2 separate regions of the Homo sapiens genome follow, and region 2 is linked to region 1. A link is a loop called in an ENCODE intact Hi-C map of the cell type or tissue named here. Cell type or tissue: Calu3. All regions are shown on one strand. Each heading gives the region's core, and the rest is flanking DNA. Links, peaks and the distances in the headings are about the cores only.

What was found. Peaks named below come from ENCODE experiments on the same cell type or tissue, not always from the same donor. Only the 100,000 strongest peaks of a DNase experiment are listed, where the experiment ranks them.
Region 2: a loop joins it to region 1, with 2.1 times the contacts of the local background. A loop is called at or near these places in 10 of 110 quality-filtered maps.

Annotation. Positions count from the first base shown.
Region 1 is chr2:63,062,804-63,065,737 of GRCh38, forward strand. No RefSeq gene overlaps it. Among named protein-coding and RNA genes, the nearest start is that of OTX1, 13 kb to the left of the region's middle. In Calu3, for the core only: no CTCF peak of the experiment used is centred there; a DNase peak (open chromatin) is centred at 1,598.
Region 2 is chr2:63,485,478-63,488,411 of GRCh38, forward strand. WDPCP (WD repeat containing planar cell polarity effector) reads right to left here. Exons shown (of 18, transcript NM_015910.7): 3 at 1,970-2,017; 4 at 1,065-1,109. Among named protein-coding and RNA genes, the nearest start is that of WDPCP, 100 kb to the right of the region's middle. In Calu3, for the core only: a CTCF peak has its summit at 1,573; no DNase peak of the experiment used is centred there.

The DNA.
Region 1 (2,934 bases), core at 186-2,685:
GGCTATTGAATTTAAGCCCTTAGGGAAGTTAATGATATGATGTCTGGGACTTGCTTCAGAATAGTCAAGGAAGAGAGAGAGTAGGTCAAAAATAGAAGAAATAAGATTAGCCTTGAGTTGATAATTTTTGAAGCTGAGGGAGAGAACTAAGACTTTATTATACTATGCTTTTGTAGATTTAAATTTTTTTCTCTACTGTGAATAAAAGATATTTCATTAGTTCGTCAAAAGTAGTCTTTGTAGTAGATTGAAAAAAATTGCGCTTCCCATGCTTTGGTGTTTGTACAATATTATTCACATATATTGTTTTCTTTAAGTTGCCCAAGTCTTGTGAAGTTGGCAATGGTAAAGTGAGACTAAGTGGTTTGGTCACTTATTCAAGGTTGCATTATTGGTAGGTAGCAGATCTTGGTACTCAGTCTTCAGATTCCATTCTCATTTGCTCTAAGATGTACCTAAATTTTTAAGTATATTAACAAACATTAATTTTAAAATACATAACATATCATTTGAGAATCTGATTGCCAGATTAATATTAACAAAACATGCTTCATCTAAATTCAAGTTGTAAAAATTTGAGTTTCGGTCATTGAAAATTATGTCTTGGGATATTCTTACCTGTTTCTGGGCATCACTTAAATTTCATTTTAATGAGTTTTCTGAGAGATATTAACATTAATTAAGGAGACTAGTGATACCAAGTCTCATCTTTCTATTTTCCCCATTAATTCCTTATTAATTTTAATTTCTTACTAATTTTCATTTCTAAGTAATTAAAAAATTTGTTATTGGTGGGTTCATATTTATCAGTGGTGTTTTCTGTTCTTGACTGAGCCTTCTTTGCTCAGAATATTGCTACATTATAGGAGTTCTAATCCAGAGAATAAGTTTAAACCAGATATGGAGTTGGGATTAGATTAGTGGCTCTGTATTTGAGGCTTAGTTTATGTGTAAGTAAACATTAAGGTTTTTTTTTCCCCTAACTACACTAACTTGGAAACATCTATTTTTGAGTTTTGAAGCTTGTAGAGTGATTTTTAAAATCTCACTAATGGCAAATCCTTGTCTTTTTGGGTAAATTTTATTTTTCAGAGCTAAGTCTGGAAATTAAGAAATGGGTTAACAAGTTGGGTGGCAGAGATCATATCACTATAGGTCTTTTTTATGGAAAAGCAAAGAGCCAAAGTCTTGTTTAAGTTGTACCTTTATTCTTCAGGTTTTTAAAAACCCTTATTTTATGATTCTATTCATGCTAATGACTTCTTCAGTCTTCCCCTTACTTGATGTGAAAAATAAACGTTGTCTATTCATGTTTATTATGTTTAGAGAAAATAAATAGCACCTATTTTCTCCCTGTATTTTCTCAGTTGAGGCATCAACTTTATCGTGTACTCAGCTCAGCACCTGATAATCCTGCATACCTTTTATTTGGACTTTTTATTAGGAACTGAGATTTTTCTTTACCCTGAGATTGTATTCCAGTTAATAAGTCAGCTAAACCTTTTATCCAAGAGAGATTAGAAATCAGCGGGCTTCCTAGTGCTAAGAGAAACCTAAGAGGTTGCACTAAGTTTTCCTGTAGTCTTAGGCCTTGGCACAGTGCCAGACACAAGGTAGGACTCAACAGTGTTTATTGAGTGAATGAAAGAGTGAAGCCCAGTCATCAGCCATGAAGCAGATTTATATCATATCTGTAATTCTTCTCAGATACAGAATTGCCTTTGTGTCTTTGTGATTTTTAAAGTTGGTTTTGAATGGATTTGATAGCATCCTTTCTTAATCTCTTTTGATCATCCTTATAAATAAGACTTTTTTGGTTCTCACTATCACATCTCTTTCCAAATTTATTTCATTAAAATTCTATGTTATAAAATTATTTAAAAGTTTGTAAAATGTATATGTACATTTTATCAAATGGTTATCAACTTAACACCATGTAATCACTACTCCCACGTCAAGAAATAGAATATTATTGGGACCACAGAATTTTTTAGGTTATTCTTTATCCATCATAATCTCTTCTGTCTCCCCAGGGGTAACTGCTCTTCTGTTGTTCGTGTTACTGACACTCCTTTACTCACCATGAGGTTATGTCCCAATAAACCCATAGTAAGTTAAAAATATCGTAAGTTTATTGGCTAGAGTCAAATAAAAAAAAGGGAAAATATTGTAAGTCGAAAACACATTTAATACATCTAACCTACCAAGCATCAGAGTTTAGCTTAACCTACCTTAAATGTGTGAAAAGCACTTATATTAACCTACAGTTGGGCAAAATAACCTAACAGAAAGCCTATTTTATAATAAACTGTTGAATATCTCATACAATTTATTGAGAACTGTACTAAAAGTGAAAACCTGAATGAATACACGGGAGCTTAACATATGGTTTCTACTGAATGTGTATTGCTTTTGCACTATCATAAAGTTGAAAAATCCTGAAATGAACTGTTGTAAGTTGGGAACTGTCTATAATTTTTTCTTGCATTTCTTTTCTATCTTAACCACCTCTATATGTATTCCTAAACAATTATAGATCTATTTAGCCAGTTTTGAATTTTATAAGAATAAAATTATATTGTATTATCTTTGTAACTATTTTCACTTAACATTGTAATGTTTATAATTATGTATCTGTAGCTTGTTCATTTTTATTGCTGTATGTTGTATAATATTACATAGTGTGAATATACCAAAATTTATCTGTTTTACTGTTGATAGGTGTTTGGGTTGTTTCCAGTTTGGGACAGTTATAATGGTGCCACTCTGAACATTCTTTTATGCATATCCTGATGCATATAAGAATGCAGGTCTCTAGGATATGTTGTAGGAGTAAAGTTTCTGAGCCATAAGACATGTATATATTGACTAAATACTGGCATAATTTTCCAAATTGGTTGTGTTAGTTCATGTTCTCGAATAGTGAATGAGAAT
Region 2 (2,934 bases), core at 104-2,603, 420 kb after region 1:
CACATTTTAAAACTATGGAAAAATCTGAGGGAAATCCAAGTTTTAACAAATTAGGCCCTAATAGTGCTCTTTTTAATTTAAAACAGTTATCTTTAAAGTATACACCACAATTGAATAATGATAAGCCTTCGTTTTGCTTTAAATAAATTAAGTGAAGGATAAAATTATTTAGTAGAGTCATGTTAGCCTAAAATAAATTAAAAATAGTTCTGTTTAAAATAATTTAAAAATGTTAAACATGTCTATTTTATCAGAAAAATGAATTCATCTTTGGATTCTCCTCATTAATAATTCTAAATGAGTTATATGTGTATTTGTGCTTACATGTGTGTTATATGTACATATACATATACATAGTATACATAGATACTTAAATTTAAGAGTAGAATTGCTATACATCTTATTTCAGCAAATGAATTTGGGTCTATAAACAATTTTGATGTAGAACGTATATGCAAATTTTTAAATCTGTGTTGCAGCTACTAATACATTATTTTTTAAAATTAAATGTCAGTTCAACCATTTAAAAAACAAGAGAACAAATGGGATTTTCAGCTCTAGCTATAATCCAAAAAAATTTTAATGTATGTTTAATTCTATGTCATTAAAACCGTATTACATTGTCGCCATAATATATACAACATACTTATATACTGGAGATCAGAAAAGACTAGAGTGAATAAAATGCTAATACTGATATTACAAATACTATTTTCTTAAAAATGGGTAAGACATGTTAACAATTTAGGCAAAGTATGAATAATTAAATGTTACTATCAGAATTTAAGCTTGGTATAATTATCCTAAATATACTAATATATAGTTCATTATGAAATTTTATGTTTATATAAACAAACATTTTATCAAAATTGAATAGAGATTTCAACGATCTAAATTAGAAAGGCCTGACAAATACAATTGTTACTTATATGTTTATATTCCTAAGTAATAGGAATTTAAAAAATTTGGAGGGAATAAAGTTTCCTCTTTGTTCCAGATGAATATTTTATAATACTGAACTTTACAGTTTTATAATAATTCCAAAAAATATAAAGTAAGCTTACACTCTGCCAGCTTCTGCTTCTTTTCTAAGTTACCATGCTCTGTCGCTGATATTGTGGCAGAAGGGATAGAAAGAAAAAAACAAAAGTAGAATTTATTTTTATTATAATGCCTTGTATTTTAATATGTACATGTATAAGGTATTATTAACATTACATGCATTATTGAGATTAATAAATTATGCTTAGGTTCTAAAAGGACAGTTGAAAAAAATGCCATAATTTGGATGTTTTCATTTCATAGAGATATTTCCTAAATTTGCAGTGAAAGGGCACAAAAGGTGGACCAATATCCTGAGCTTCCAATCTGATCAGATAGGAAAGAGAACTGCAACAGAGCCCAGAACAGAAGCTGCTTCAGTCTGTCATCAGAACCATGAAGTCAGCCTATTAACCACTAAGCTAAGCACACAGGCTGCTCACACAAGCCCACTTCAACGGAGACCAAAACAGGAAGTAACTCTAGCTAGAAAGACCTTTTGGCCCATCATAAAACTTCTGGGATTAGCAGGATTAATCAGATAAAGAAAATTGATCATTCACTCAGAAATGCCTATTTCAGATATCAGGTGAGGATCCAGGAGGCCAGCATCAGTAGGACCCATGCATTAACAATGCCCTCTACTGGGACACTGATAAATAAATGTGAATAGACTGCCCTATAATCAGCCTGATCAGCAGTAAAATGAAAATTTTCATGTCTTTCTACAGCATTTTCTCGATACTACTTTATTTTATATAGAACAGATAGATATCAACCTCAGCATTTTTCTAAAGAACTGAAGGGACTTTTCTTAAAATTCTAGAATTTATCTAAAGCTCATGAGAAGAGAGCTTTTAATGGTCAGTATTTCATGGTTTAGAATATTTAGTTAATAAAAATTAATTGCACAGAATAGGTACTTTACCTGGTGGATCTTTCTTGTCATAATACTGGTAGATCCCAATGTCTCTATCTATAGAAAGGAAGAAATAACATTAAATTATGATTTAAAAGTCCCAGAGAATAAGAAGCCAAGCCATACTATATTAGGGGAAGGATAGGGAGAAAAGCAGAAACAGTCTCCTTATGCTACTAGAAATAAAATGGCTCAAAAGCATCCGGAGATGAGTTCGTCTATTCTAGGGATATGCAGAAACTGGAAAGTTTATCAATCTAATGAGAAAAGATTTACACAAAACTAGAATGGCATGAGAAAAAGATTAGTAAAGAACTGAAATCAAGAAACACCAAGTTTTCTCTTTCACACATCCTCTGATATTTTTCACAGGGTTCTACCAAAAGGAACTGCCACTAAGCAATGCCAGATGAAATCAGTGGATGGAAGAAAATGCCCTGTTGGATTCTGAGCTGTGGTTTTCTTTTCTCCAATTTAGCTCAAGAGTCTAGTTCCTATTCTACGGCATTTGGGAGAAATCCACAGACGAGAAAGGGAAGATTAGAGGAACGTTTGGATACATTATTATCTGAAACTTGTTTAGACAGGGAAAACCCCTTCTAAACCTAAATTCGGACACTTTGCTGGGGCTACCTAAGAAGCAAAGCTGGGCTTCCCAGATGTCAAGATTCATTTAACCAAGGAATTATTCCAGTTTAAATATAAGAGAACAAAATAATTTTGTCCATTTTCTTCATATCTATGAATAATAAAATATTTCTTTCATTGAAGGAACATTTGTTTTCTTCAATGCAAAATAATTCTCAGTTACTAACATAAGGATAAAGAGTATACAACTGTTTCTAAAGAGGTGGAAGCAGTACAGGCTGCCCCCTAGTGACTGACTGCTCCAGACTTTCTCAAACTGAATGATAAAACTTCAAAAAAAAGTATTACTGCTATAATTAACTTTTCAAATATAGTCTTTCAAAATA